5 separate regions of the Mus musculus genome follow, and all the other regions are linked to region 1. Evidence: chromatin loops called from intact Hi-C (ENCODE). Cell type or tissue: left cerebral cortex. All regions are shown on one strand. Links, peaks and the distances in the headings refer to the core of each region. The heading gives the core; the rest is flanking DNA. Region 1 has its middle 69 kb from the start of Gemin8. Region 2 holds the start of Gemin8 (gem nuclear organelle associated protein 8). Region 3 overlaps Gpm6b (glycoprotein m6b). Region 4 has its middle 29 kb from the start of Gpm6b. Region 5 has its middle 5.1 kb from the start of Gpm6b.

Region 1 (4,489 bases), core at 231-4,230:
GCTTTCCTGTTTTTGTTTTGTTGTTTTATTTGCTATTTTATCTCGCCATCTGATAAACATCCTTTTGCATTCATTTTGACTTTAACTCTCATTATTTACTGAGGTGAGAGTCTCAGGAGGGGACTTACTAGGTCAGGGGCAATGCATATTTTGAAGTTTCTTGACACACACTGCCAAACAGCTTTCCAGAAAGCCTTGCCCAATTTGTTCACCCACCTGCAGTGCATCTTGTTTTAATTTGTAAAGTCTGTGGCTACTTAACATGGGAACATTAGTTTTATTTGAAGAAAGGGAATTCAAACAGGCTGGCTAGTCCATCTTCGGCACTCTGGTTTCCCCAGATTTTCTTAAGACTTTTGACGTCAGTGGCTTGGTGAAATCAATCCAGAACACTTGCAAAATGAGGGAATGTTCCTATGAAAATGTGACTTTCCTTTTTAATCATAGCATCCCATCGCAACTACCTCCAATATTTGGACAGCTGTTCTTTCTTTTCTGTGGTTAAAAAAAAAAATCCAATATGCGATGGTAGCAGACGAAAGGGTCACTATCATCTCTGTGTACAAAACTTTCCAGCTCTTGATTCTTAAGTAGCTTACAGAAGCCATCCATACATACACTCCTTCTGATTGGGAATGCCCAAATCCCATTCTGGTGTTTTTTTTGTTTCCTAGGAGTCGACTGAGATATAAGAGCTAACCAAAGGGCTCCTCCACAAACCAGGACTTGACACGCATTCCTCTCTCTCATCTTCACCCAGACCATCTTGGGCTGTGTGTTCTTCACAGGCAGCCTGAGGTAGGCACCTGTGGTTGTATTCCTGCATAAGGATGCACTCAGGGCTCATGCAAAGGGATTACTCTCTGGTAATAGGAAAACTGAAACCTGTGAGATCCCTGCTGCTTTATTAACCGCATGAAGATTGGGTAGGAAGGATTGTTCCCGTGGGATTGTGAAAATGAGCCAGTGAGCCGCCTAGCACAAATCTCTGTCCTTTTATGTAAAATATTATTAGGCTCTGCCTTGATACAATCTTTCCTAATCCAATAAATTTCAATGGATGAAATGTTTGCTTCCTCCTCCCTTTCTCAGTCCCAAAGCCTCTCTCTTGTGGCTTAAATGTCCCTTAAATGCACTATCTAGTGTTACTGTTTACGTAACCCTCTGTTCAAGTATCACACTGTATTTCCAAAACCATAAAGGAACACAACATAAAATATTCCCGGTGAGCATCGGCCTCAGGAACTGCCAGGCAGGGTCTTATGGCTTGTCTAAGACCTCTGTTGACAGGAAGGTTCTTCTCTTCCTAGAGAAGCCGAAAGATTTTAAATGCCCAACGCAGTTAAACCATTAATTCGCTTAAAGGCTCAAGTGCAAGGCGTGAGGAGCAGGAGCCTCCTTTGGCTGACACAAATCTGTGGTCTCCAAGAGCTTACACGGGTGGGCTTCCAAGGATCTAGAGAGCTGGTTAGCTAACTATGGACACCTCCAGATCTGATTCCACCCAGGACTGGAGGGTGTCACCTGAGCTCTTCTAAGTCACTTCTTATCCACAGCTAACTCCAGTTGGTGGTCTGTGTGAGGTCTTATACCAACAGGGTGAATCATCTGGAGAGATGTGGGAGCCCTATCCTGGAACCCACCCACAGACGCCCTGATGAAATAGGTGATTTTAAAATAACACTAGAATTGAAGCCCAATTGTTTAAGTCACCACCTGCAGCTTTCTAGCTCTACAAAAGAATTCAGAAGTGTAGACTGAGGCAGAGCTGCCCAATCTTTGGAGCAATGACCCACTCCTCAGTTTCTTTATCTGTACAATGGGTGGTGAGTAAGACCTTAAGCACCGGCCTCACTGACCGTACTAGTTTTCTTCTTGAATGTAGATTCACGCCCCCCAAATACTAGAACGCCCCTTTCCTCTTTTTGCACCCCCTCCCTTTCTCCAGTTTCCAAGCCCCTCACTCCAGGGTCTCAGTGAAAGCTATAGGCTTGCAACAGCGCGGCCACGGCCAAGGCCACTGCCCCAGCCTGGCCCTCGCTCCGGGCGCACAAAGCCCCCGGCGCTGACGTCAGGGCCCCTCTCGGCACGGCCGGCCCCCAGTGCAGGCGGAGCTGCGCGGAGCTCCCACCCCGGCCAGGAGCGAAGAGCCAAGCGGCCAGCCCAGCTCTGCCCAGCGCAGCCAGCCCAGAGCCCGGCCCCGCGCACGTGCCCGCCAGACCTGCAAACTTGTGCCACCGGCTATCCTGCGTCCCCGGGGAGCCCAATCGCCCGGAGCCCGCACCCCTCCCGTCAGTCTCCAACCATGGGTAAGCGATCGCGCTGGCCCCACGCCACCACCACGGCCACCACCACGGCCACGGCCTCGCGTCCCCGTCTCGCACAGGGGCGCGCCCCGCCCTACCCCCAGCTCAGGTGGCGCTACCTGAGCTACCTGGGTGACCCAGTCCAGACCGTTGCGGGAGGGGAGCGGAGGTTGGAGGTGGGAGGGGCACGGCGCAGGTGTCCGCTACGCCCAAGTGCACCTCCCTGCTCCGACCTCAGGGACGTCTCCACTCCAGCTGCACCTACACTGCACCGTGGCGCGTGCTAAGCGCGACGAAGGGTAGCAAGCGGGGTCGGGCAGCGCGTCCCGGACTGCGGGCTCCTGCTTTATTTCAAGGGGTTGGTAGAGAGCGGCTTCTTGCCCATTTCCTGGGACAATCTCTCTGTCACCGGACCTCTCAACCTCGAGTCCAGTCCTGTGTCTCCCTGCAGTCCTCTAGTTCTCCTGAAGCCCAAGGAAACATATCCGCACCCTCTAAAGCCAGGATCTTCCAAGAACGCTCCTTTCTCGGAACCCAGGTCTTTGAAACCAGTCAAGTGGGAAGGGATGGGAGGGGACAGGATGGGACACACCGCGAGTCTCTCTTTGTCCCCTGTTCCAACTGCCTAAATGGGAGCGGATGGAGCCGGTGAGAAGTGGGTTCCACTTGGGGAATTGGGGAAACTCAACAGTGAAAGACTATGCTCAGGGAAGTGAAAATCTTTCACCTGGCTGGAGGTGGGTGTTAAGCGGCGGGAGAATCCCGTCTAACACCCCGAAATGCTGCCATCAGCAACATGTCCCTAAACCCACACCATGGGGAGGAAAACTCGAAGAGTGCCTTGGAAATGAGCCTTGTGCGGCTGCTCTCAGAGCTGTGTCTGAGAAAGGGGTTTCTCTCTATTTCATTATCCTTCTCTACTGACAGCTCCAGCCACAGCGCCACGAGGACTGAGAAGTACCCCCCCTCTCCCGCCCAGTCCCCCGGAAACATTTCTAATGTGAAAAGCAGTGGGCTTACCCACTGAAGATTAACAGCCAGGGAAGCTTAGGTGTCATAAGCAAGCCCTCAGCACTTGCCACTACAGTCCCTCCTCTAAGTGGGGGCGGGGTGTGATTTCTTTTACTTCTGATTAAATTTTGGGGAAGATGGTAAGGACATCCATTTAAGAAAACCTAGAATAACTTTATATTTAAACAATTTTAAATTTTTACTAGGATCAAAATAGAGAAAAGTGCATCCCAAAAAGTTTGAGGAAAGCTGGGATAAGATTCTTCTAGAAAGAGCAGAGCCAAGTGGCACGCAACTCTGGTTCTTACAGCCATCGACTCAGACTTCCTTTGAAATGAGGTTCTTTTATTTTTTATTTTTTATTTTTATTTTATCTTTTGGTTTTTCGAGACAGGGTCTCTCTGTGTAGCCCTGGCTGTCCTGGAACTCACTTTGTAGACCAGGCTGGCCTCGAACTCAGAAATCCGCCTGCCTCTGCCTCCCGAGTGCTGGGATTAAAGGTTTGCACCATGAGGATTGTAGGGCCGCTTGTGGCTGCTTTAGCAACTATTGCTGTGGAAGATAACTGCAGTTTCACAGAACTGCTGGATTGAGGAAAGCACAAATGTTGCCGAGAGGAAATTATCTCTGGTGTTTGAATCCAGACATTGACATTTCGATGTAGACTTTGAGCCTAGAATCTACCAGCACACTAGCACCTTCTGCGAGGTCCTGTTCGGAGCTGCTCTCCTCTTGACTGGAGGGTGGGCTTTGTTTTGAAGTGGGCGTGGAAACAAATATCCAAGCCAAAAGCCTGCTCTCACGGAAGTACTGTGTCTTGGACAATTGCTGGTTCTACACTGCAGTTGCCAATTTATGTTAATTTGTGCATACTTCATTGGCTCTGGCAGCAGCCTTGGTTTTAGTTTTGTAGTTTCCGTGAAAAAGTAAGTTCCCTTCATGCCAGAAAGGAGACATACTGACTTCCTTTATGTTTCCACTAAATATACTACAGGGTCATGAACTGGCTTTGTTTTTGCAGATGTTGTTAATTATTGAATGTACCCTTGTGAATGCACTAATTCAAATGAGTTAATGCTGGGATATTTCTGCCTATTGACCCATTCTGTTGAATATTTATGTACACGTCACTTCTCAACCCTGACATCAGTTCACTTCACTGGTAAAATAGA
Region 2 (4,489 bases), core at 283-4,282, 68 kb before region 1:
AACCCACTTCTCACCACTCTGAATGGCTTATCTGGATCTGCACAAGAGGAGCCAAAGCACTAGTAATATTCTAGCTAGCAATATAACATACACACAGACTCTGTGTATGTGCATGCAGACACTTGGTATTTCCAGAACTGCTCCATTTGAAATACATTTTCTATAAGCCCATCATGTTCTGCCTTTTCTGCAAGTATGTGACCGCTTTCTCATATCACTCTCTTTTCTTTCCTGCTCTTCTTCCCACAGGCTCCAAATGACTTGCCTGCTTCCCAGAAGATAGTCACAGTCCTACAAACACACACAGCCCTTTCTCGTTTCTTGCCTAAAGTTAACTGCCTGTGTGTGTGTGTGTGTGTGTGTGTGTGTGTGTGTGTGTGTGTTGTCCCTTTCTGCAATATATTCATCATATAAATTTACTACAATATGTCAGGTATGGTAATGAATATTCTCGCACCTGGGAAATAGGAGTTCTGCACGGGCTACATGAGACTCTTTCTAAACAAACAAATGAAAAACATAATTACACTTGCATTGACTGTCTATGATCTCTACCCAACCAATTGTCAATTTTGTGAAGTAAAAAAACTGTGTTTACCAGTGTATATTCACTAAGTAAAATATTACTCTCCTTTAGAATTATAATTTATGCCACATATATAATTTCATGTTCTATTGAACAGATTAATAAATATGTACATATTATTAAAATATGTACATAAATATTAAAATATGTACATGGAATTCATTTTACTCTTCATTTAAGGTAAATTCTCCTTCCCTAAGGCAAGGATTTTTTTTTTCCTCAAACAGCTTCATGCATCCCAGGTTGACCTCAGATTCACTGTGTAGCCACAACAACCTTGCTTCCATGCCCAGAATTCTAGGATTACAGATGCGCCAATATGCCCAGATGTGAGATGTTATAAAGGAATGATCCAGCGCATCATTCATGCTGGACAAACATTCTATCAATGAAGCTACACCACTGCCAGGTTAAGATTGCTTAAAATGTGAGTTAGTTAAGGCAGGCTTGTTGATACGCGTGCCTGTAATCCCAACAGTCAAGAGACCGGTGGATCTCTGGGAATTCAAACCAGCCAGGGCAAGATGATGACCTTCGACCCAGCTGAAAGTGAGACAGTGTCAACAACAACTAGACAGTTCACGTATTTTTTTTTCAATATTAACTCTTTAAAATGTACTGTGGAATTTAGTTAAGCACATCGAAAATTCTCACATTTAAGTACCTCAAAATCACGTGTGCCTTGAAGCTACAAGACACTGCAGATACTTAGCATATAGTAGACATCTGGTATATGTTTGCTAAATATTCTTTTATACTACTTTGATTCACCAATATTACAGGAATGATAAGGTAATAATGTCCCACTACTGACATTGCCTAATTATCTTAGCCTTTGGCATTTAAATTGTTTCCTATTTTCACTTTTTGGAATAACCATGCATCTGGTCCAAATCTGGTTTTCCTAGTAATAAATTCCTGCAAAATATGGCACATTTTGCCAAATAAGCCCACTTGGCCTTCTAGTAGTTCATCTTTGGTTACTAAGGACTCTTGTGCAACTCTAGAAGGGCATGTACTGCTGACGATTATAATGACAGAAACACTAGGTACAAATTAAGGTTCATAAATGTCAAGCTGACACAGATCTGAGTGAATCTGTATTTTCAAAACAATTTCTCACCTTCCATTTTAGTTAAGAAAGTGAAAAGAAAGTAAAAGCTAAAGAAGAAATAATAATAATAATAACCGAAAGCTGAGGGTGCAATTCAGTTCTGATCCCCTAGTGCCCAATAGCTAGCTGCCGGGACCGCCCAAACAAACGAATTCGCTTCCTGTGCCGCCCTTGACTCTGTGTAGCCACTGACACGACGTTACGTCACGGATAAGGCGGGACTTCCGTCTTTCAAGCCCCGTACCGGAAGCGAGCTCCTTGTTGCCCAGGCAACCCGAGCCTCCCGCTCTCCTTGTGTCACTCCCCCACTTCTCCCGCCCCTTCCTCCTCCCCACCACCAGAGCTAGGTCCGTTGTTGCCCACCGCCCGAGATCTGCCAGCTGCGTGCCCACGAGGTGACTTCGGGGGCTGATGGGTTGCTTTTGGGGAGTAAGGGAATAGCGTGGCGGACTCCTGAAGCTTGGAGTACTGGCTTGGCGCTCATGCTGTGGCTTTAATTACCATCACCCGGCAGCACGAGGAGGTTGCCTAGACCCGTGAGAGTCCCAACCCCTGACAGACTGTTAAAACTAGTTCTAATTTATGCTCTCAAGCCCTATGTGCTTCCTAATCCTTGGGTGCCTGCTGAGAATTCTGTTCCCAGGCCCCCACCTCAGACTATTCCAGTTCAGATCTTGAGAAGTGAGGCTCAAGCATGGGAAGGTTTGGGGTTTTTGTTTGTTTTGTTTTGTTTTAACTCACAGTGTAATTCAAACGTGCTGTGGATCACAATGTTGCAGGAAGTCTGTCAGGACACGTTTCTGCAGAGATGTCTAAGCTACTGGCTCATTTACAAAAACAAAACAACAAAAACCTGAGTTTCTCCCCCGCCCCCCTTGCAACTTTTGAGTTCTGTAGGTCAGAATTCTTAGTTGATGTTATCTTAAGAACATTTGACAGTTGCTGTGGGTAGCCAGAGTTCTGAACCATTTTCCCTTTTTTTTTCTGAAATGATTGTTACAAACTCGTTGCACAAATTAGGCTCTGGACTCCACTGTTGTTGGGGTTTTTATTTGCTTGGGGGGGGTTGTTTGTTGGTTTTTGTTTTGTTGTTGTTTTTTAACTAAAAGCCAGAACATTACTCAAAATCTTAAGACTAAAAGTTACAGACACAAAGCCTCTATGAATTGTGAGATTGTGATACTGTTTGAAAGTACAATTTATGCTAGCATGATTCGTCAAGATAACAGTGTCTTTGGGATGGCAGTGGAAAGAGAAACCATGTGTATATGCTTTGGGTAAATCTAACACGTGCAAGTTCACAGTAAAGTGTATGATCCCTTCTGTTGACTGCTGGGCTGGGGGGAAAAATCAACCCAAGTTGCAGAGAGGCAGGCGTTTCCATCGTGAAACTGTTTTACAGATGGCAGAGGCTTATTGGTGTTTCTTCAAGTCCAGCGTTTAAGGAGAAGTTAAGATAAGAAGGATGGCAGGAAATTAAACATAGCTAGAGGTTAGATAAGAGTTCTCAAGCACACTATAGAACTCTCAGAATTACTTCTTTATGTTGGGAAATCCACTCATAAAGCACTTGGACAATCAGATGCAGACTGTAACATTTAAGGCCAGATGAACTGGAAATATATTAATATATTTAGACATTTGGAACTTCTTACTGATTGTTGTTTTTAGTTACTGCCCCTTAATAATTTGGGGGAGCACGGGTAGGAGAGAATATTATCAGGATATAACAGACAATCTCAACAATTCCAGTAGCCCCCAAAGGCAGGAGATTATACCTGTTATTTTCTCTGGTGGAAGAAAAATGGGACCTCTAAAAGGAATAAAGTATAGCATCTATCCCTCCAAATAAGTGCCCGGAGCAAGTACAGTATGCAGAAAAGAATTTAGCATAGAATTATCAGAAATATGTTTATAGAAAGTAATTTAAAATAATTCACTGGAAAGATAAAAGTGGTCTTAACTACCCAAATTACTCAAGATTTTTGCTGCTGTGCCAGCAATTGAGTGTGTGCTGTGTTTGGCCCTGACTTTTTTATGGTCACACTCAGATATGCTGTATGAAACACATGCCTGAAATGAGACGAACACCATCTGTTTCTTCTTTTGAACCAGATTATCACTGTCGTCATCCTCTGTTGTCCTGGTTTTTTTCAGTTCTCCCCGTTACCTGTGGTGTTTCTGAGTCAGAGTATCTTGCTCTTTCTTGGGCTTCTAGTTGATTTCTGATCGACACTAGCCACATAAAGGATTCTGCAGGATTGCAAAGTAAACCATTCACAAATCTTTATCACCCTTGCTGATAAATTAAACAGTGCCTTTCCATGAGTGGTATGTGATTTGGGCAGGGGAGGTGGCAAGAATTGTTAACTATACCCTTTCAGTCTCCTCCCACCCCGCCCCATGCCTGCCTTGGAACAGCACTTAATGCAACACCCAGGCAAGCATAAACTGGAGCCTCGGCTTGAGAAAGTGAACGGGGTTAAATAATACTTACTTGTCTCCCTCCATCTTCAGCTCTGAAGGTGGCTGTTAGAGATGGAAACACAGTCGGCTGCTATATGCTTGTAAGCAGGCCCTGTGTCCAGCTGAAGATGGAGTTTGGGGAGCTGGCAAGGTAGCCCAGTGGGTAAAGGCACTTGTCACCAAACCTGACACATGCACACAATAAACCAATGTTCTTGTTTTAAAAGTGGAGCTTGGACTCGTTCTCTGGTGGAAGTAGGCCATTTGGACTCATGCCATCTTTGATGTCTACATGACTAAGTAGGGACCATACAAAGCCATAG
Region 3 (4,489 bases), core at 232-4,231, 110 kb after region 1:
TGCAGGGCTGTCCTGTACTCTGTTGGAACCTTAAGTCTTTCCCTTCACATTTTAGCTAATGGATACAAACAGACTATGACAAACACAGTTTTGAAAGACCTTGTTCAGTAAATGTGGTCTTTTTTTGCCAGCCATAGTTATTACTTGGTTGTTCCGAGTGATAATTATTAAATGTTGAAGAGCTTTCCAGCCTAGTAGTCACTTGTACCCACATCATATTATCAAAGGAATGGGGGATGTGGAAGGAGGCCAAGGCATTGTTTTCCTTTTTCCTTACAATTTCCCATGATTTAGGTCATGCCCCTTTTTGGTGATGACCACTCACAGTTGTATGTGTCTCTATGAGCCAGCACAGCTACTTTTCCTCTGTCATCTAAGAGGGAGAGAATGTTGTCATCTGTTTTTGTAATCATTTCCTCATTCTTGTCCATGCCTAGAATCAGCAAGGTGTTTAACTCCTTTTAGGTATCTGGAGCCTGTCCTCAGGATTAAAGTGTGTAGTCTGATGTCATAGACACTGAAGATAACTCTGTGTTTAATGTCTCTGTTTAAGTTTGGCTCAAAATTACAGCATAGAATTGATCATTTTTCTCTCTCTCTTTTTTTTTATACCTAAAGATTTACTGTTGGAGAAAGGCCTCTCCAGTATTAGCCCAAAGGACTGGAGAATGACTGTGTAGTTGTCCAATCTCATCCCCAGATCTGCCGCTCTCATCATATTCTCACATTCTGGGAAGCATTTCGTGAATGCATAGCCGCCGTATTTTACTCTGAGAAAGTGTCACAGTTGCAGGCCCAGAGAGATGGCACTGTGCTTATGAGCACTTTCTGCTTTTGCAGAAGACCAGGGTTTGGTTCTCAGTACCCACATAGTAGCCTCTTCCAATATCTATGGGCTCTAACTTGCATGTGGTGCACAAACATACACTCAGGCACACACACACACACACACACACAGGAAGGGAGAGAGAGGGAGGATAATTTTTTTTTAAATACCACACTTGGATAATCCGTGCATTTCCATTCTCTTTAATCAGTAGCTGGTGCCTGGCTGCCCAGATATCTGCAGACATTCCCATCCATGTGAGGAGATGAGGACAGGACAGCAATCGACCTTCTGAACTGCAACCATAGATAGATATTATGTGCATCAATGTATTATGTGTGGAAGTGACAGTGTACCAGTCAGACTTTACTAAGAGGAAAGGCAGCATGGTAGGGGTCCATAGGGCCCTAGGGTGGTCCTTTGCTTTCAATAAAATACTAGATCCAGCAACTTATTGAGCACCTATTATGTGCTGTACATAGAGCAATAAGCTTATTAGAACAAGATGAGGGTTGTGGAGGTACATCAATGGTATAGGACCTGCCTAGTATGCATGAGGTTCCATCTCTAACACCTTCCCTATACTCACAAAAAGGAAAGAAAAGAAAAAACTCATATCAGAAGATATTCAACTGCTTAAAATCTTTTTACTTGAGAGGTGAATGTGAAGGACTCACAGTCAGCTTCACCAAAAGGAGATCAGTGTATACTGTGAGGTGATTTGACCATTTGGTTCTTTGCATCAGTCTGCCTGGGTTTCTTTCTTGCAGAGAATATAGCGTAACCTTTGTCTAAAAGAATGTGTGTTTTTTTTAAATATAATGAACGTTTTTGTTTATTTGGTTTGGTTTGGTTTGGTTTGAGTGGTCCCAAGAACCAAATCTAGGGCCCCACAGGTGATAGCCATATGTAACCTTTGCCCAAAAACCAGGAGGCAAACATCTCATTCCAAGGGAAATAGAGTTACATTTTATGAACCCTGAATTAACAGAGGACCAGGATCATTTCTTTAGGAACCTCAGAAGTACTGATCACTTCCACGGGGACCTTAGACCAGCTCTCAATGGCCTTAACAACTTGAAAAAAGAGGAAAAGGCGGTACTTCTCTAGGCCCCAGTGAGGATGATGCTAGGCTTTTGAAAGGGTGCCCTCTGGAGGCTGATTTTTCAGCTGCATAGCCAGACTCCACCTCCAGGCTGGGCAAGTAATAGGTCTCTTCTTGAATTCGAATAGAATTCTGTCTGTCGTCAAGACTGAGTGATAATTTCCTACGGTGGTTATAGCTAGTGAAACAGCAGGCATCATGTGCATAACACTAAGGCTAGCGCACTGAGGACTCCATAAATTATAGTTAGCATCCTTATTGAGAACCCAAACAGAAGCAACAAAAATCGCTTCATGGTACACTTCTGTTTTCACTCGAGAGCCTTTATTTGCCCTTATTTACTTAATTTTTTTGGTGTTAGAAATTTAACCCAGGGTCTTATATATGCTACACAGTTGCTCTATCCCTGTAGCGTACACACCTAGCTGTTCTTTTTCCTTTGAAATAAGATATTTTTATCTGACCTTGAAGCCAGAAAGGGTCTTCTATAAAACACTACTACCCAGTGTGTCCCAGTCTCAAATATCTTGAGGACTTTCAGAGATTGGCAAGTAGAACTGGGGTATTTCTAAGGTGGATTAAGGTTCCTGGTGTACCTGGTAAGAATGGGCATTCACTAGCTCCACAATGTGCTTATTTATCTGGTCTTCAATGATTGAGGTGCCACATGGAAAATTAGAGCCTCATCTTCTGATGGAATGATTACCCATATCAATGCCAAAGGTATCTTTTTTAATACTTAAGTTTCTGTAGTATCATAGAGTACATCATTGCTTCCTTCATTTTATGGAATTTATAGGCATGGATGGCTCATAGTGACATTTTTAATTTCCTAAGAACCTCAGGATTAGAATTCCATTAAGAATGACTAGAAGCCTATATTCTATGCCAGACAAATTGAGAAGTATTACTGCTTCTCCAACCACCTAAGAAGTGGGAAATGTATTACCAGATAGTGACCTGAGTTCCTGGGAGGTTATTTGTTGCCATTCGAGTAAGCAGTTCCTTCTCTAGGACAGACAGAAAGATTATTGAAATGGGATTCAATTCAGAATATTCAGGACCATGTAATGATCCTGATTTGAAGATGAAGTGACCAAGATTATTTCAGGTGTCCATGCGGAAGTGGGAGTCACATTCTGAACTCAACAGGCCATAGAATAATTTGCCAAACTTCTAGAATGGAAACCAGGCACCGTGACAGAAAGTAAGGCACTCTGCTCACCGTTGCTCATGCAGCTGGCAATAATTACAGGTCTCTGCTTGTCTGAAAAGGAAATAAATCCAAAGAAACACATTATGAGAAGTCACATTTTAACATGAACAGTACCATCCCCAAATGAACATTTTAGAGTATGAGATAATGCAGAAATAGAAACCAAAAAAATATTGGTAATTTGTATAAACTTAAATTCAAAAATGGAAGACAAAAGTCCAACTGATTCTGAAATTTCTCATGTTCAATTGATAGATTGGTACTGAAAAGTTGCATTTTGATAGCATATTTTTTTAACTCCCAGTTTTCCTTTACTGTATGGTAAGAGAATAAATAGAAATGCTGATTATAGAATCTTTGCTGGAGAAAGACACTGACTCTTTGCCACTGAAATTGGCAGTGAACAGCAGAGCTGAAATGGAAATTGGCAGGTACCACTGGATGTACCCAGGCTCAAAGAACCATCAGTACCGTCCTGTGCCAACCCTGGGGGACAGGGCTGGCCCCTTGAGCAGTCCAGGTAAATACAGCCTTGGGGTGAATTCCACAAGCAACTCGACTGTTATCTTGATTGGGATTTATAATGGATTTTTTCAGTTTGGTGATATTTTATGTTTTTCTTGATGCATTCATTTGTTGACATGGGTGTGGGTGGAAACAGCCCTTTAATAATTTTTAAATCATTTTCATTTTTCCTCCCCCTTTCCATTCCACCCCATCTTTCTCCACCTTCTTCCCACCTTCCCTCGCTTTCCTCAACCCACTTCTTTGTATCAAAGGGAACAGTGTGCAGTAAGCTATGCCCTTGGGTTAACCACAGATTTTCAGATGTCTGAATCAATAATGGTGGCAGGGGTATGTACATATCCACTACAGGGCTCAGAACTGAGTCAGAGATTTCAAGGAGCCTCACCTATGAAAGTATTGAGCATGTCTACATACCTCTTCAGTGGTACAGCTTTGTACCACTCTCATTTAGTATCAATCTATATCTTCAAGAAAGCAAAGCCAGTGAAATTAAGATAAGATAGCTACACATTGGGCAGGTAGGTCCTTTGAGTTCAGTTTCCATTTTCCTTGCTTAGGAAGGACACTCGTCTCTATGACCATTAAGGGGTTAGGTCTGAGCAAAATATATGTATGAGTCATTTGGTGGATTTGAGGTGGAAAAGATGCTAAGCAGTATGCCTCTCCTCATTCTCTAGCCCCAAAGTCGGAATATGTCTTAGTGTTCTTCTCACTTAGCTCAGTGTAAGATGGTAGCTCAAGTCATGTAAAATGTGATACAAAGGACTGATGATGGGTCAGATAAACTCATCAGTAAGCTTAAAATACTACTATC
Region 4 (4,489 bases), core at 301-4,300, 77 kb after region 1:
AGTGACCATGTCCTGGGAATACAGATTCAGGCTTCCCCAAATTCTGTGTTCCAACATGGGAGTAGTTTCTTGAGGGTTTTGTAGTTTTAAAGAACAAAGAAAGTCATGGATCAAGGCAAATTTAAAATACAGTGGGCACATACAGCAAGATGGGGGAAGCTTTTCTATAAGTCCCAAGATGCTATCTGATGGCATTCTTATTGGTGGAGGCTAGTATTCTGCTATGCTAATAGGTTTCTGTCTATTAGTCTCAAGATGTTAATTCCAGCACAGACGTGGGCAAGGAATGGCTGTGTTGGAGGACAGGAACTAACCAAAGATAAGGCAATAACCTCTGGACCCATAACATCCTAGTCTCTCCAAAGTACTATAGTCCTAATTACTCACTTTCTGCAGACACAGCTTTTCAGGAGTTTTTGTTCATTATGCTTTGTTTCCATTGATTATTAGTTTGTTTGAGTTATCATTCTTTGAGACAGGATCTTATGTAGCCCAGGCTGGCCTCAAAGTAGCTATGTAGTTGAATATGTGCTAGAATTTTCTGATCCTCTTGTCTCTACCATCCAGTGCTGGGATTATAGACATGGACTACAATTATTGCCTTATGTGGTCCTGGGAATTGAACCTATGGCCCCCTGCATGTTACGAAAACATTATACCAACTAAGCTATGTCCTGAGCCCCGATTCATGAACTATTTCTTATGCTATTGCCCATACTGTGTACTTGCAGTGTATACATTTACATACGCACGCATAGAAGAGAATAAACACCTTATCTGTGCACTGTCTGTCTCATTAAGGCACAGATTCCAGAAGAGGCTGGCATTATGAATCTCTCAGTGTCCTTGGACTCTACTACTGTCCAGTAGGTACTCAAGAAATGCTTGCTGAAATAATGAGTTTAGACAGTTTTCATTGTAGATGACATGCAATTATCGGATCAGCTTTATAAAATAAATTTAAGCCTTTCCTCAAAGGTTAGAAAAAAGGCACTATATTGGGTGATAGTGTCATTGCTAAAATACAGTTCTCACCATAAGCAAGATAAGTTAGTTTATTCTAGAGCCAGATATGGATATCCATGGCGCAGGAACTAGATGTAACTTCCATGTTCCAATGTGGTAATACTTCATGAAGTTTTCGTATTAACAAATCAAGAAAATCATAAATTAAGACTTTTGGCTAGACATGGTGACTCATACCTTTAGTCAGCACTTGTGAGGCAAAGTCAATCAGATCTTTGATTTTGAGGCCAGCCTGGTTTACAGAGTGAATTTTAGGACAGCCAGGGCTACATAGTGAGATCTTTTCTCAAAAACAATAAACAAACAAAAGAGATGTTAGCTAATAATTACCTTGATCTAGCTTATTTTGCCTCGCTATGCAAGGCAGAATAATGCATGACTCCTGTAGATGCCTTCCTTGGTCCTTCACCTCAGAACCTGTGACTTTCCTATCTGACAGGGTAAAAGAGACTGCTGGAATGTGATTAAGCATCTAGCTGGATGAACTGTCACAAGAGTCCTTAGGAAGGAGGAGCGGCTGAAGGAAACTGGCAATGTGTATCTTCCTAAGATGTGAAGATCCTTGCATTCATACACTGGGCTCATCTGGGGATGTTGTTGATGAGTAGGATTTCAGGGAAGGGGAATGGTGAAGGAGCAGGATGCAAAGTGGTCTGCTGTTGCTGCCAGGCTGGCTGCTGCTGCCCCCTCCCAGACTTTAAATAGGGAGGCTCTGGATGATCTCATCTTTGGCTGGCTTCTCTCTCTTTAATTACCTTTGAGCAACTTGACTAAAATATTAGATTTCACCGGGGCTCCTTTCTAGAAGCATGTAGAGAATTAGAAGATGTTTCCAGAGAAGTCACAGAAACTTGGGGGAGAGCCAGTTTGGGGAAAGGGAACAAAAGCTGCAATTATTCAACTATAAGTAGAGATGGCTGAAGGATGAATAATGGGGATATGGAAGAAACTGGACAGGTAACTAGTAGGAAAACAGTGATTAGCTGCTTTTTCTTTTTAGGGAGCCAACTAGAGATCCCCACAAGAAGGAGTCTGGCATAGGAAGGAAACACTGCCTGCAGGTTTCTTTGACAGACAGGAACTGTGAAGGACCCTGGTGTCCGCCTTGTTGCATCCTCTCATTTGATAGACTTTGAAACCAAAGCCAAGAATGACCCCCAGGACGTTACCAAGCACTGCCAAAGGATGGCCTAAAAAATGGGGCTTAGTCCTCTGCAGTGTACCACCTCAGTTGGAAGCTGTGCTGTATGCACAAAGACTCAGGGGCTGCTCCTGGCTGTGGAGTAATTTAAAATAGAAATTGTCCCCTGAAAAGTGGCCTGCTCTTAGCTTCGGTCACATGGTTTATACTGATGGGTTGGATGCCAAACTCATCAAGTTGAATACCAAGAATTTGTGTATTTGATCGTGCGCCTGCCATTTAGCTACTTTGAAAATTCTTGCTAGCATTTTCGAAAATGAATGTATTGAGCTCTTCCTCCTAACAGCAAATAACAAAACAACCCAGATGCCTTTTGAAGTACTCTGGCTAAATAAGCCATGGTTTATTCCTGTCACAGATGTCTATGCAGCCCCGAGAGTGAGTAAGCTACTAGAATGGGCATCAAGGCAGAAAAATATCTCAAGAGAATATTCCATAGAGTTCCATTTCTAGAAAAGTCAAAACTGAGCAGGCTCATTAGTGGCATTCCAAGTCAGGTATGAGCGGTTGGGAAAATGGCTCCCTGGGTGAGAGACCCTGGGCAAGCATGAGTATCTAAGTTTGAATCCCCAGCACAAATAAAACCCAGCAAGCATTTGTTGTGTTTGCCTGTAACCCTAGCATTTTCTTTCCGTGTCGTCTATTAAGCCTTGATGATTTGGGAGAACTATGCATTCAAAATAGCTGTACCAATACAGAATCCCTAGAAAAATACTTGCCCCAGAGAAGAAAAACGCCTATTAAGGAATTTGTGTATTTAAGCCCCTACTTCCAAACCAAATGCCATCTATTCTGTAGCCTGCTTTCTCACTGAGCTGGTACAGTCTTTGATGAAAATCCCTGAAGCCAGTATCAGCCCTGTTCCCTTTTGGCCCTTTGTAGTGCAGAAGAATGAAAGAATGGGGTCATTTTTTTTTCCACAAGCAGCAGCTCGTGATAAATAGTAATTTTGTTAGGAGACAGTTTTGTCATGCCAGGCACATTTCCCTGCGGCAGCCTGGAGAGAGCTACGGTTCGGTTCAAATGGTGTGAAGTGATTCAAGGCAAGCAGCTGGCCAATCAAAGCCAATCCCATGGAGCCACGGTTTGCCCAAAACCACATCCACTTCCTGTCTTTGGTGGTACGCATTCAAACTAGCTGGCTGACTAATCTGAAAAGACTTGCTAGACAGTGAAGGGAAGAATTGGCATGGTGAAGCCATCACTAAAAGGGAATGAAGTGTGTGTGTGTGTGTGTGTGTGTGTGTGAGAGAGAGAGAGAGAGAGAGAGAGAGAGAGAGAGAGAGAGAGAGAGACTGCCTGTCTCCTTTACATAGAGAATTTAGGTGATGAGCCACTCTCTAGGGACTATGACATCCTCCTCCTAACCCCCTCATCAAGCTGCTTCAGGTTGCCTAATTGTGTGGACATAGTTGATGCTGAGCACTGGTGTTCCTTTCTTTACTGTGGATAGGCAGCAGATACCTGTGGCTCCAGCCTGCCTCTTAAATGGGCTTTCCTGGGGAGAAATTTTACACAGGAGACAAGCTTTCATTGCTTGGCAGAGTGTGCCAGGTGTCAGCCTCTCCTGGGAGGGAAAGAACAGAAGGAAGTCTGCATGTAGATTCTCCTAGGCTCTGTGCCATCTTTCCCCCTTAGGATCTGTTTTGTGCCCTTCTGCTTTTGCTGTAATAAACACTGTCTGAATGTTCAAGGCACTGAGTCCTGTGAGGCCTTCTATGGAATTTTGGGGCATACGGTAGTCTTGGGGACAAGTATAGAATACAAGGTTTTAGCCTTTCTTTCTCCTAGTACAAATGTGGCAGAAGGTCCTCAGGTGTGCTGCTAGAGGGGCTAGAACAAGGTGTGGAAGGATCCCTTTGGAGCAGTCATAAATATTGACCGGACCATGTGACACACATAAAACTTGCACTTGCAGTCCCCATCCCCAAACTATAGGAACAAAACACCAGAATTCTGTGTGCCCTGTGGGATGTTATTAGGATTTTGAAAGGTACAGCTGCAGTGGGGTAGGGGATAAAACAATAAAAAGCAAGATATACACCAAAGCATGGTGATACCCACCCAGAATCCCTGTCAGTTTGAGGCTATATAGTGAGACTTGTCTCAGAAGACAAAACAAAAACGCAAGCAAGCAATAAAAAGCAAAGGCAAATCGAACTTAAAATACCAAGTAATAAATCTAGTATCTGATTTGTGTATGCAAATAACTTTTCTTTCTCTCTGAGACAGGGCCTCATGATGTAGTCGTTATAGCAGTGC
Region 5 (4,489 bases), core at 202-4,201, 100 kb after region 1:
AGGCAGGTAAATTTCCAGGCCAGCCTGGTCTACAAAGTGAGTTCCAGGACAGCCAGGGATACACAGAAAAACCCTGTCTCAAAAAACCAAAAACCAAAACAAACAACCGCCCCCCCCCAAAAAAAAAAAAAAACCAACCCATGTTCTAAGGAAACTGGGTGTGGTACTGAACACCTACAATCCCCATACTCAGGAGGTGGAAGTAGTATCCGTATCAGGAGTGTAAGTTTATCCTTGGCTGTATAGCAAGTTTAAGGGCAGCTTTGGGTATAAGAAACCCCATCTCAATTTTTAACAAACAAACAAACAAACCTATAACAAAAGACAAATCATCTGACTCCCAATTTTTTTTTTCATTTTTTAGGTGTGACTGTTGTGCCAGAGTCCATTCCCCAGTGAAACAGTGTATAGTAAAAGCTCTCTCTCTCTCCCTCCCTCCCTCTCTCCCTCCCTCCCTTCCTCCTTTCCTCCTTCTCCCTCCCCTCCCTCTCCTCTACCCCCTGGGGCCTCTGATATTCTAAAAATTTAAAGTCTACTAATATCCTCAAGCAACTCAGACTTGGGGCAAGCTTCTTGTCTTAATAAGGCCAAGACCATCACCCTTTTACTATGTCATCTACCAGTTATGCCTCTTAAGCTTGTTAACATGGATACCATCAGGTAATGGTTGTATGTCCCCCTTTCCAGGCAGGACAGGCTGTACCTGTAACCTGCCAGTCATCACCATATCTTTTGAGTGTTTTTTGTCTTGGAGTTGGATAGACATCTGTTTTCCTCTAGTTCCTCTTTCCTCACTTCCATGTTAAGGGAGCTGTTGTATTTTATACAAAGATAAAGAGAAGAATGTTTTGGTGGATGTGTAGTCAGGTATGGGGGAAGGGGGACCAGCCACAGGACAGTATAGTATAGAACAGTGTTTATTTAGGTTATTTAGGGCATGGGGAAGGGAGTTGAGATGGTAGTAGAGACAGAGAGAGAGAGAGAGAGAGAGAGAGAGAGAGAGAGAGAGAGAGAGAGAGAGAAAAGAGAAGTAGAGAAGTAGAGGCAGGACATGAGCATGTGGAGGGTGGGTAGAGGAATGGGGAGAGAAGTGGGAAGGGGCAAGAAGGTAGAGAGGGAACAAGAAGTCAAGAGCAAGAGAGAGCAGAGGGGGCAAGCAACCCCTTTTATAGTGAGTCAGGCACACCTGGCTGTTGCCAGGTAACTGTGGGGCGGAGCTTAGACCAAATGGTAACAGGAGCTGTCCCAACTTGCTCTCTGTATCTGGTGCCTACTCTCCTGGCCTCTTGATTCCTTGCCACTCATCCACCTCCACTTACATCTTAATCTCTTTCCATCCCAGATGCCTTTGCAGGATCCAACATTTGGCAGACTTGCTCTTGGCTGTGATTTTCTCCTTTATCTGCTACATCATTCCCTCGCCTTATCTCGCTACATTTCTGCAGTATTCGGCCCATCCTTTCCTCCTCTTCCTCACTTTCCCAGTCCTCCGGTGGTCCTTCTAAAAACTGGTGGTTTCCATTCTAGTCTCTGTGATGACACTGGCAAGGAAGTTGGAATTTTCTGTTTTAGTGGTCTTTGCTATATCCTCCCTGCCTAACTGCTTTCACTGTGTCACGTCCCCCGCTTCTCAAAATTCTCTCCTCTGTGACAAGCCCCTGACCTGGATCTTCTCCAATATTCTCGGCCTCCTTTGAGAGTACTTCTACCAAGGCCCCCTGAGCTTAGGTGGTACGTGCATGGTGTTCTCCTTTGCGCCTTCTGCTCTGGCATCACACCCACCCCCGCTCAAATTTGTTCCTCCGTGCTGCTAGCACCCAATTCTTCAGTTCCAAATTCTGCCTAGACTGAGCAATTTTACAAGCATAGCTCACATGGCTTCCAAATGTGATTGTCTTTCTCAGTCTCCCTCACCTGGTGGGAGTTGAGTCATATATTGCCTCTCAGGTGCCAATATAGTAAAATCTTAACTTCTAGTACCTGTGAAGGTGCCATTACTTGGAAGTAGTCTTTGTAGATATAAGGAAGTGGGGGTGAGGCCTTGGTTGACTAGCGTAGGCCTGAGTCCAACTTGATCTATCGGTGTCCTTATGAGACACACAGAGAGAACACCATATGGTGACATGGGTGGAGGCTGGAGCACAGAACCAAGCCAAGGACTAAACATCAAGGACTACTAATGACTGCTGGAAGCTGGTAGAGGCAAAAATGAACCTGCCTCATGATCCTGTCAGAGAAACTGCAGCCCTTTCCTCACCTTGGCTTTGGATTTTTAGCTTCCAGAACTGTGAGAGACTAATTTCTGTGATTTAAAACTGTCAAGTTTATGCTCCTTTATTACAGTGGCCCTAGGAAACCAGTCTGTCCCCTGATTTTATGCTCCCCATGGGCGTCAGCACTGCCTCCCCCATCTCTTGTCTTGATGATCAGTTGGTCTTTTCTGCTGGGTATAGATCCTCCAACTTTTCCTGTTGGACATTATTCCCCCAACTATACTTTCCTATAGGTCCATCAAATTCCTCTCTTTGTACCCTTCTAAAAGTAGCCAATTGTGTTCCAGCTGCCTACATGGCATGTTATGTGTTCAAACAAACTGGGGGTGGGGGGTGTACATATTTTAAAGTTTTCACACCACACAAGCTGGTCACTACCCATTCACAATATCAGGGCATAGGACATATAGTAAAACCTTTCCAGCTGACTCCAGGGTACAGCCAGGCTCTAGAGCCATTGGCTAACAAGAGAAAGTTCTAGCAACCGTAGAAAACTAGACTGAAGGCAATGGTTCTCAGCTGGGAATGAGTTTCCTCCCTCATGTGTCTAGTGAGTGGAGGCCAGGAACATTCTCAAACACCCACATGTCCTGGCCAGTGAAGAATGGCCACATGCTGAGTGTGGCATATGCTGACATTGTGCAAGCATGATACAAGAGAGAGAGAGGAAGGAAGCCACAGTATTCACATTGACTTTGAGATACGTGTGGCCCACCCTGCTTGGGAAAATGAACATGCTACTTGATCGCACAGTGCCTCTGTGCTGAGCCCATATCTCAGCTGGGAATGTGGAAACAGTCCACGTTGCCCCTGTTGCTATCATGTCAAGCCCTAGTTTATGCCTACCAAACTTGTTCTCACTCTCTGAACATTTGGTTCTGTGAATTGTTTGCTTGCTTGTTTGTTTGTTTGTTTGTTTGTTTGTTTGTTTGTTTGAGGCAGGGTGCAGAGGAGCTGGGCACACCTCAGGCTGGCTGTTGCTAAACTCAACAATTGCTGTTTTGGCAGCTCCTGAATTTTCTAATGAGGTTACTGCCTGGAACTAAGTAAATAGCTGACGAGGCTGGAAAGAAAGGGGAAAAAAGTCTCTTGTGCTCATCATATTTGTGGGCATTAGCCAGGATCTACTTGGGAACAAACTCTGCCATTAAAGACAACGACTATGGATGATGGCTCACCCTTATGGAGATTCATCATTTTTTGTGGCATTAATAATTGAACCCAGGGTTTCTTGTATGCTAGGCAAGCACTCTGCCACTGAGCTACATTTTCAACCAAAACTTCACAATTTAAAAATAATTTCGCCATTATTTTATGTATATGGGTGTTTTGCCTGCCTGTATGTCTGAATACCACATGCATTCCTAGTGCCCTCAGAGGTCAGAAGAGGGGGTCAGCTCCCCTAGAACTGAAATTACAAATGATTGTGAGCTGCCATGTAGGTGTTGGGAATCAAACTCAGGTCCTCTAGAATAACAGCCAGGGCTCTTTCTCTTAACTACTGAGTCATCTCTCCAGCCCTTAGCTCTACCATTTCTAAAGAGTATTCATAAACATCGTCTGACTTGATCTTCACTTTCAGTTCAATATAAGGTGTCATTTCTTGTAAACTATAGCAGATATGCAGAAGATATGGAGTAAAGCCATCAAGGAAGGAAAAGAATAGTAAGTACTGAATCCACAGGCATTTTTCAAAACTCACATTTCATGAAAACTTAGAAATTCTATTATTTTTATTTATCATTTAATGACATTGTTACTTCTTTTGTGTTTGTCAGCTCTCATGTGCCATAGCATACATGTGGAGGTCAGAGGATAGTTTTCTCTCACCATGTGGGTCCCAGGGATCTAAGTCAGATTGTCATGGTTGACAGCAAGTATCTTACTCACTGGACTGGTATACCAGCCCTCTTTTGATTTGTTTATGTTGGGCAGGGGTGGGGTGGGGCATCACACTGGTAGCTGAGGCTGGCTAAGAACTCACTATATAGCACAGACTGGCCTCGTGCTTTTTAAAATCCTTCTGGCTTAAAAAGACAAAAATTAGAAATTTAATTATCCTGCAAGACAAAGGCTTCCCCAAACTGATTTTTAAAAAGTTTTAATACAGTCTAGTTATGGATAAAAACCAATTCTTAGCAATCATATTCTGAATTCCTAGCACTATTCTGTTTTTCTAGTTTGTATTTCTTATTAGACAGCATTTCACGTATCAG

Evidence for each region. Peaks named below come from ENCODE experiments on the same cell type or tissue, not always from the same donor. Only the 100,000 strongest peaks of a DNase experiment are listed, where the experiment ranks them.
Region 2: a loop joins it to region 1, with 7 times the contacts of the local background. A loop is called at or near these places in 6 of 42 quality-filtered maps.
Region 3: a loop joins it to region 1, with 2.7 times the contacts of the local background. A loop is called at or near these places in 6 of 42 quality-filtered maps.
Region 4: it touches region 1 in a loop (2.4-fold over the local background); 2 of 42 quality-filtered maps call a loop at or near these places.
Region 5: it touches region 1 in a loop (2.9-fold over the local background); 6 of 42 quality-filtered maps call a loop at or near these places.

What each region holds. Positions count from the first base shown.
Region 1 is chrX:166,236,828-166,241,316 of GRCm38, forward strand. It overlaps a transcript of Gpm6b not described here. Among named protein-coding and RNA genes, the nearest start is that of Gemin8, 69 kb to the left of the region's middle. In left cerebral cortex, for the core only: a CTCF peak has its summit at 2,531; DNase peaks (open chromatin) are centred at 347, 1,458, 2,119, 2,509 and 3 more places; H3K4me3 peaks cover 2,477 bases; H3K27ac peaks cover 2,241 bases.
Region 2 is chrX:166,168,456-166,172,944 of GRCm38, forward strand. Gemin8 (gem nuclear organelle associated protein 8) reads left to right here and starts at 1,999. Exons shown (of 4, transcript NM_146238.4): 1 at 1,999-2,095. In left cerebral cortex, for the core only: a CTCF peak has its summit at 1,799; DNase peaks (open chromatin) are centred at 1,926, 2,418, 3,009 and 3,887; H3K4me3 peaks cover 1,642 bases; H3K27ac peaks cover 1,823 bases.
Region 3 is chrX:166,350,018-166,354,506 of GRCm38, forward strand. It overlaps Gpm6b (glycoprotein m6b), which reads left to right. Exons shown (of 8, transcript NM_001177955.1): 2 at 3,548-3,667. Among named protein-coding and RNA genes, the nearest start is that of Gpm6b, 7.7 kb to the left of the region's middle. In left cerebral cortex, for the core only: a CTCF peak has its summit at 1,985 (motif pointing left); DNase peaks (open chromatin) are centred at 768 and 1,981; H3K4me3 peaks cover 887 bases; H3K27ac peaks cover 1,633 bases.
Region 4 is chrX:166,313,675-166,318,163 of GRCm38, forward strand. It overlaps a transcript of Gpm6b not described here. Among named protein-coding and RNA genes, the nearest start is that of Gpm6b, 29 kb to the right of the region's middle. In left cerebral cortex, for the core only: no CTCF peak of the experiment used is centred there; DNase peaks (open chromatin) are centred at 1,825, 2,612, 3,244 and 3,771; H3K27ac peaks cover 2,329 bases.
Region 5 is chrX:166,337,208-166,341,696 of GRCm38, forward strand. It overlaps a transcript of Gpm6b not described here. Among named protein-coding and RNA genes, the nearest start is that of Gpm6b, 5.1 kb to the right of the region's middle. In left cerebral cortex, for the core only: no CTCF peak of the experiment used is centred there; DNase peaks (open chromatin) are centred at 1,386, 1,778, 2,079 and 2,850; H3K27ac peaks cover 1,269 bases.